Regions from separate parts of the Homo sapiens genome. Here region 1 is linked to region 2. The links are chromatin contacts, found by Hi-C or POLR2A ChIA-PET in ENCODE. All regions are on one chromosome and are shown on one strand. Each heading gives the region's core, a stretch centred on a gene start or an enhancer-like site at or near the end of the contact. The rest is flanking DNA. Distances are from core to core; before and after follow the strand shown. Region 1 holds the start of STRIP2 (striatin interacting protein 2). Region 2 holds the start of RBM28 (RNA binding motif protein 28).

Region 1 (4,308 bases), core at 19-2,518, 1.1 Mb before region 2:
GTCAATTATCTCATTTTGACTTTATCACAACCTTCTGAGGTAGGCAGTGTTAATCTCATCTTACAGATGAAGAAACTGGAGCTCAGAGAGGTTCCGTAATGTGCCGAAAATCACACAGGTAGTAAATGATAGGGCTAGGAGTCAAAACCTGGTCTGACTACTCCAAAGTCTGGTGTTCTTGACCACCAACTATGCCAGATGTCTGATCTTGGGCAAGTCACTCCTCTTTTTTTTAGGTCTGTAAAATGAAAGGGTTATACCAGATGATATCTGCAGACCCTGCCACATCTGATATTTTGTCGTCTATTCTGATCCCCGCTCAGATCCAACTGATGGGAACTGCCTCAATGAGGGGATAGGGAAGTGATAATAATTCAACGCTTTCATCTTCATAGATAGGGTTTCTTTTTTCAGGAGAGGAGGAAGAGATCGAAATATTCACACTCCTATCTGTATCCTGCGACTGCTCCCTCCAGATAGCCACTCCAGGACTGCCCCTGCCTGAATCCCGTCTCGCTCAGCCCTCACAGGCAGGGGCCTGATGTCCGCGGAAGGCGCTCCCGAAACGGCCTAAGACTTACGGGGGGAAGGGGACGGGCAGGGAACGGGCAGAAGTCCCTCGGCTGGCCCAGGGGCCCGCCGCAGGCAGCCTGGGAGGGGGACTGCGGTTGCCCCACTCGCCAATCCTGCTTTCCTGCGGCTGAGCTCCAGCCTCCCACCCCTCAAGCCAGTCACTTAACCTCTCCGCTCCTGTTCCCCCGTCTATAAACTGGGATCGGAATTTCTGCTTCAGGGGGCTGCAGCGATTAAGTGAGATAAATATTTGGAAAGTATCTGGTCCGCTCAATACCGCGCTCATCTTCGCGCAGCGGGGGAAAGCCAGAGGGCTAGAAAGCCCCCAACCCGCGGCAGGAGACGGGCGGACACTGGTCCGGGCCAAAGAGCCCAGAGTTCAGCCGCTAGGACCCCGCAGGCGCCCACTGCGCGGGGCTGATCGAGCGCGCCGAGGGCTCCGGGGCCGAGGCCGAATCACCTCAGCCGCCGCTTCCCGCCGGCGGGCGTCTCCGGGCCCCAGCCGAAGCTTTCCGGGCTCCTCACCTCTGACTCCCGCCGCTGGCTTCGGAACGCTTCGCGGCCCTTGGGCGCCGCCTGCTTCCCTTTGCCGCCGCCGTTGCCATTGCCATTTGCGGGCGGGCCCCCGGTCCCAGGCGCGGCGGGGTCCTCCATGCTGCTGGTCAGCGGCTCCCCTCAGGGTTCAGCTCGCTTTGCCGGAGGCGACCCTACCGCCGCGCGCCGGGAGCCAGGCCCCGCCCCCTCCACCTCTATTGGTTACGGCAGCTCGCCGCAACCCCGCCCCGCGAGGCGATTGGCTGCTCGACCGGCCGGAGCGGGACTCGAGGAGGTGGGGGCTCAATGAAGAGATTTTTGAGGGGATCTTTTTAGTCCTGCGGCATTGCTGGCGGACGGAGACTCCTAGGTTAGCTACAGGCTCCACACCTCGCGAAAGCTGGGCCTTGAGATCAGGCGGGTTATCTCTGTGCTCCTCACTCGGTGTCTCTCAGCTCTCACCCCCGTCCCTGTAGCGACCTTTTCCGGAGCTCTAGTCTCCGCCTACTGCTCCACAGCAGTCTCCGTTTCCCTGTTACCACCGACCCGGCCCCCCATATCCCGGCTCCTGCACACGTCCCATATCCCGCTTAGTCTCAGGGGAGGGATGGCACCGCCAGGTGGCCAGGGACATCGCCCGAAACGAGGGACTCGCTGTCTCTGGAAGCTGAGAATTCTCAGCGTTTTTCTGAAGAGAACGCATCTCGCCCGGAGCTAGGGCTTGGCTGGGAGACTGGAGGTCTAAGGGTGGGATGGGGGAGTTTTTCCATCACTGAAATTGGTGGTGCCCTCGAGGGCTGCTCCTGTCATCTGCCCTTCTCTGCTGTAGGGGGCCTCTTCCTCATGGTGTGTAAATGTTGAGGGTAGAGCAAGCCCCCACCCTCACCTGCTCGCCAGTCCTTTCTTTCCTTCCTCTCTCTTAGATGCTTCCTAAGGGCTCATTGTTACTGGGGGCAAAAGAGGCTGTTTGATCTGCCCTCTCCTGAATTTAAAAAGTAGCTTGTAGTAAATATTTAGACAGTCTGGCTTGGTAATAGAAGCCCCAAAGACGTAGGCTCAGGGGAACAGGTGGGACCAAATCGCTGTCCCCAGCCTGGTTGCTTTAGGAAGGGTCTGGGGGATTGTTGAACTGAGCTTGGTGCCAGGCACTGCAGTAAGCGCTTTCCAAATATCACATCATACCTCTCCCCGACAGGGTGTTTTTACGAATCCAATGTTACTGATGAAGAAACCGGCACTTGCAGATTCCTCCCTGCGGTTTCCAAGGTATCATATTCTATCTTGTCTCAGGGTCTTGCCTATGCTGTTCTCTGGAGGAGACTGTCTTCTGTTCTCCTGGTTGATTCCTTTTCTCTCATAAAGATTCTAGTTAGTTGTCACCTCCTCCTCCTCCACAAAGCTTTCCTTTTAGCCCTCAACTCATTCAGGTTGTGTTGGTGTCAAACCAGTTCTGCCTAGATCCAAAATCCTAACATTTTCCACGATATACCCAAAGCAAAGGGCCTAGAGGAATTACTCCACCTTCCCATACCTTAGGGACAACCCTGTCCCTTTCTTAACATCTCTCTCTCTCTCTCACTTTTCCCTTTGCCAGTTCATAGGCGACAGAACAAGGCAAGTTTGAGAGCACTCTTTGGAGCTTTTTGGGTTTTCTCACCCTGGTCCAATATCTCCTTACTGTACCTTCACATCTTCCTTTTCCTCTTCCAGTCCCACTCCTCTCCCCACCCACATATAGGCTCCTAGCGAGTAAGACCAAATTTAGCTCATTTTTGTATGCCCCTAATTTATGTACGTTTAACGCAGCGTTTCACAGTCTCTGTACTATTGACAATTGGGGCTGAATATTTATTGTAGGGGGCTGTCCTGTGCATCGTAGGATGCTTAGCAGAATACCTGGCCTCTCTTCACTAGATGCCAGTAGTATCCTCCCGCTAGTGCGACAACCAAAAATGTCTCGGGGCGGGGGGCTGGGTGTGGGGGGTGGGGAGTGTGGCGTTTACAGAACTGAATTGATATGAATTTCCAAGAAAGTCCCTGGCTCAAGGCCTGAACTACTTGACTTTGGATTTTTTTCAGGGTATAATTTGTTAAACTCTTAAAAATTTACACCCTGCTTTAAAGTTCACAACCCACGCCTTGCTCATCACTGCTTCAGTGTGGTAAACCTGCCACAGCACAGCCCATTGGGATTTCTTAATAGAAAGAATTCATTATTCTATCTCTCTTCTTCCCAGTACTTCTCCTCCTAAGTAGTCAGAGCCCTAAGGTTAACAGGCCCAGAACTTCATATTCTTTTGTGAGCCTAATCAATCGGCAGGATCCCAACAGTGGTAGCAGACAGGAGTGGCCAGTTTTGATGCTTTATTCTTTTCCTGCCTATTCCTAGGGGAAAGGGCAGACTGATCTTGGGAGTAGGATAGAGGACAGCTTGCAAGTCCCCTCTGGTGGCTATCTAAAGCCACTTGCTAAGCCTAGAGGCTCCATCTGGCTTTAATTTCAGAGAAGGAATGTGTAAAACTGGTGCTATGAAGATTGCATAGAGTCAACACGAGGAGAGACCTCAATCCATGATCTTTTCCACATCTCAGCGAAATAGAATACCTTTACTAAGATCAGACACCTATGTGCTCACTATAGGCCCAGACGTTCAAAATTTCTAATAAGGAGGAAGATATCTGGAAACAACTGGAAGATGTAACAAGAAACCACAGAGTAACTGAAAACTTTGAAACTACAGGCCATGGAATTGGCACACATTCAATTTATTTTAGCTTATTTGTCAACAAAGGCATCATAGTCATCAATACCATTCACCACAGAGGCACCCATACCTGGGAGCTAGTCAAGGCTGGTCAAGTCTCTCCATCTTGCAGAGATGGCTCCAATGCTGTTATATTTGACGTTATTAAAAAACCTACATTACCAATTTCCCTTGTCCCAAAACTCAGGCTGCCAGCAGAGGGTTGGAGGTATAAATAGGTGTAGTTACAAGAATCACATATACCCTTTTCCCCATATAAGCACTCCACTTTAATCCACAGAGGTCAGATACTTGACTAAATGGATAGCACCTGGCACTGAGAAAGCTTAATAAGACGCAGTAAGTTTTAAAGTACCTGCTTTTTGAGGCTATCAGGCAGTTAGGATAATTTAGTAAAAAAAGGATAGAACACCCTCCTCTCTCCATAAAGGGCAGGT
Region 2 (4,144 bases), core at 817-3,316:
GGATTACAGGCATGTGCCACCATGCCCGGCTACTTTTTGTATTTTTAGTAGAGACGGGGTTTCACCATGTTGGCCAGGCTGGTCTCGAACCCTTGATCTGGTGATCCACCCACCTCGGCCTCCCAAAGTGCTGGGATCACGGCCGCTCCTGGCCGTGAGTTGTATTTTTAAAAAATAATCGTGAAGTTTTATTTTAAGCATAGATTACTTACTTCGAACTAGAGCTCCATAAATGTGATGTTTAGCGTCCCCCTAATCTCCACTCCCATCACTATCAACCAGTCGTCTAGCCATCCAAAATGTATTGAAAGTGAATGGGGCTTGAGGAGATCATGAAACTTAATTTTCACCATAGTGCCTTATAAAAGGTACTAAAACTGTAAAGTTTTTGAGTTTTCTATCTGCCATGTTACTATCATTTAAAAGTAATGATTTGGCTGGGCTCAGTGGCTCACGCCTATAATCCCAACACTTTGGGAGGCCGTAGTGGGAGGATTGGTTTATCCCAGGAGTTCAAGACTAGCCTGGGCAACACAGGGAGAACTGTCTGTACAAAAAAATAAATAAATTGGCCAGGCATGGTGGTACACACTTGTGGTCCTAGCTTCTCAGGAGGCTGAGGTGGCAGTATTGCTTGAGCCCAGGAGATCAAGGCTGCAGTGAGCCATGATGGTGCCACTGCACCCCAAGTTGGGTGACAGAGCAAGAGTCTGCTAAAAAAAAAATTATTTAAAAAATGGCCTTGGGTACTTTTTTTTGAGCTAGTTGTTCTGCAAGGTGTAGCTCTCTTGCACCTATTCAGGTCCTGAGCCCAGTGGCATGGCAAACACTCTCTGTGTTCCAGAACCAGGAGCACCCAGATTTCCTAGCCAATTAAGAGCTCTCAGCTTTGGGTCTGTCTGATGAGCTGACTTGAGACAAAGATCTTCTGTTTCTAGGAGGACATGGGTTCTAGGTCTCTGTGTATAAGTTGGATGTTATGTTTGCTTTGAGTGTGTTTGATGTGGTCCTGCAGTGTGTGTGCTGTGATTTATTTGTAAGAATTTTTGGACTAATAGTCTTCCCAGCCAGGTGTGGTGGTTCACACCTATAATCCTAGCACTTTAGGAGGCTAAGGGGGGCTAATTGAGCTCAGGAGTTTGAGACCAGCCTGGGCAACATGGTGAAACCCTGTCTCTGCAAAAAATACAAAAATTAGCCGGGTGTGGTGGTGCACCTGTAGTTCCAGCTACTCAGGAGGCTGAGGCAGGAGGACTGCTTGAACCTGGGAGGTCGAGGCTGCAGTAAGCCGAGATCGTGCCAGTGCACTCCGGCCTGGTTGATAAAGTGAGGCCCTGTCAAAAAAAAAAATCTGTTTCCACCATTAGACTGTAATCTCTATGAGGGCAGGGACCCTGTCATTTCTTTGCTCACCAGTTTTATCCCTAATGCTTGGCTCATAGTTAGAGCTCAGTATATATTTATTGAAATAATAATTGTGTACTATCTGTGTCTATGTGTATTTTAGTAGCTACAATTTGTTTGTGAGGCTGAGGTGACAGACAGCTGGTGTTCTCCGAAAATGAGAATCGTCCGAATGATGTATATGATATATCTATGTCTACGTGTTAGTGTTCCGGTTGTGTTTTATGCACGTAATCTGGGAATTTGTGGAGGCACTTCAGAAAATATCAAACACCCACAGTATATCAGATCCTGAGTTACGCCCGGGGCAAAAACGACTTCTTCTGCCTGTCCTGCTAACTTTGGGGAGGATCTGGAGGTGAGATTTTTAAACAGGGTAGAAATTATTTATTTTTATTTTGTATATTAAGAAAAAAAATTACTTTTTGGAGGCCTTCCGGCAAAAACCAGAAAGCCTGCTAGGCAAATTCTAAAAAAGCTGTAACACTAGGGTAGAAATTATTGATGCCAAGTTTACACAAAAGTGGCGAGGGCGATGCTAGGGCAGGGGGCGGAGCCCCGCTCCAGAAGCTACGCCCCGGGGCGCCATTATTTTTTCATTCCGGAACCTTTTATCCCCCTCCCGACCATGTTTTCCTCCGGTCTCTTTTGGGCAACGAGCACTTCCGGAATCTCTCGGCGTGTGAGCTTGGTTGTCCTACCAAAGCCAGCGTTTCGGCTCGCGTGCGCCGGCCTAGTTTGCTCGCGTCCTCACGCGCTTTGGGTTTCCCGGTCTCATGGCCGGCCTGACCTTATTTGTGGGCCGCCTCCCGCCCTCGGCCCGCAGTGAGCAGCTGGAGGAACTGTTCAGTCAGGTGGGGCCGGTGAAGCAGTGCTTCGTGGTGACTGAAAAAGGTAGGGGCGGGGCGGTCGAGGATAGGGCTGGGGTTTCCTGCGATCGAGGGCACCTTCCCAAACTTCAGGGAGCCGTATCATTCTTTACCCTCCCCGAAGAGAAGGGACAGGGAACTGAGTTTCTTTTCCAAACTGATTCTGCTTTAGATGCGTTCATAGGAGTCAGTTTATGAAGGGCAAAGCATTCCCTTACGTTTCTATAGCGCTTTCTGTTGATTATGCGCGCTAAAAATGAAAATAGTTAACTAGAGCATCAGTAAGACTTATTGAGAGTCACCTGATTGGCAGGTACAGTGATCAGTTTGATACAGGTTATCTCATTTAATTTTCTCAGCAATCTTACCGGATGGAGAGTCTTAATGTCATTTTACAGACAGGAATCCGGGATTTAGGGGAATTTAGTAACTTTAAGTTTGTACGGCTGTTAAGTAGTGGACCCCCGATTTGATCCTCAGACCTGGACATCTTAGCCAGGATGCTATCCACTTGTTCATTCATTTATTCAGCAAATACTTAATACCTACTGTGTGCCAGGAAGTGTTGTAGGTCCTGGGGATGCAGCAGTGCACAACACCAAACCAAAAAAATCTTTGATTTTATGTCTTCAAGGTGGGGAAGAGAGCCAATAAACGAGCCAATAAACAAGCCAACCGTGAAAATGATGTCAAATGCTAAGGAGAAAAATAAGCCAGGGAAAGGGGTTAGGAAGTCTATGTGCATGTGTATAGTGGGGAGAGGGGGTGAAGAGTGGCAATATAGATAGGGTGGCCAGAGAAGGACGGACTGAGGTGAGAGAGTGAACACATGCCTCTCCGGAGGAAGAACAATTCAGGAAGAGAAAACAGCAAGCTCAAAGGTACTGAAACAGAGGTGTTTTTGGTATATTGGAGGAGTAGTAAGGAGGACAGGGTGACTGGATTGAAGTGAGTAAAGGGAAGAGAATTAGGAGATGAGATCTAGAGTAGCAGATCATGTAAGATTTTTTTTTTTTTTTAAAGACTGCGTCTTGCTCTGTCGCCCAGGCGGGAGTGCAGTGCCACGATCTCCGCTCACTGCAACCTCTGCCTCCTGGTTCAACCCATTCTCCTGCCTCAGCCTCCCAAGTAGCTGGGATTACAGGCGAGTGTCACTACACCTGGCTAATTTTTGTATTTTTAGTAGAGACGGGGTTTCGCTATGTTGGCCAGGGTTGTCTGGAACTCGAGACCTCAGGTGATCCGCCCGCCTCATGTAGGATGTTATAGACCATTGCAAGGACTTTGGCTTTTACTCAGAGATAGGAAGCCACTGATTTTAAGCAGAGAGCAGTAAGTGTGATCTGGCATTCGTTTTGAAAGATTCTCTCTCTGGCTGGTGTGTTGCCAATAGACTGTTGGAGAATAGGACAAAAGCTTATGTACTTAAAATAGGGACCGAAAGTCCTGTACAGTAATGTTTATTAAACTGCAGATTATTACCTATTAGTGGGTCTTGAGTGGGTCATGACTAGAGTTTGTTTTGTTGTGTTTTAGAAACAGGGTCTTGCTCTGTCAACCCTGTTGACAGTTGGAGTGCAGTGGTGCGATCACAGCTCAATGTAACCTTAAACTCCTGGGCTCAAGCAATCCTCCTACTTCAGCCTCCCAAGTAGCTATGACTACAGACGTGCTTCACCATGCCTGGCCAATTTTTGAATATTTTTTGTAGAGACAGGGTCTCACTACGTTGTCCAGGCTGGTTTCAAATGATCCTCCTGCCTTGGCCTCCCAAAGCACTGGGATTACAGGCATGTGCCACCACGCCTGGCCTAGAGTTCTTAAAAAATTAAATAGTATAGGAGTACGTCCATATATGGTAAAGGATAAGT

The links. A loop is a pair of places that touch in the nucleus more often than their neighbours do. ChIA-PET counts read pairs that join two places held with the same protein, here RNA polymerase II (POLR2A). Pooled maps may share reads with other maps.
Region 1: a loop to region 2 is called in a pooled map, with 6 times the contacts of the local background. The contact joins the promoter of STRIP2 here to the promoter of RBM28 in region 2. A Hi-C loop is called at or near these places in 1 of 168 maps with a recorded cell type or tissue (CD8-positive, alpha-beta T cell) and 5 of 50 pooled maps. POLR2A ChIA-PET finds 5 or more read pairs at or near these places in 1 of 52 experiments (naive thymus-derived CD8-positive, alpha-beta T cell).

Annotation. Positions count from the first base shown.
Region 1 is chr7:129,431,392-129,435,699 of GRCh38, reverse strand. STRIP2 (striatin interacting protein 2) reads right to left here and starts at 1,268. Exons shown (of 21, transcript NM_020704.3): 1 at 1,099-1,268. The coding sequence starts at 1,227. RefSeq lists a silencer at 909-1,388.
Region 2 is chr7:128,341,830-128,345,973 of GRCh38, reverse strand. RBM28 (RNA binding motif protein 28) reads left to right here and starts at 2,066. Exons shown (of 19, transcript NM_018077.3): 1 at 2,066-2,298. The coding sequence starts at 2,181. It also overlaps the pseudogene RNU7-27P. RefSeq lists an enhancer at 1,926-2,125.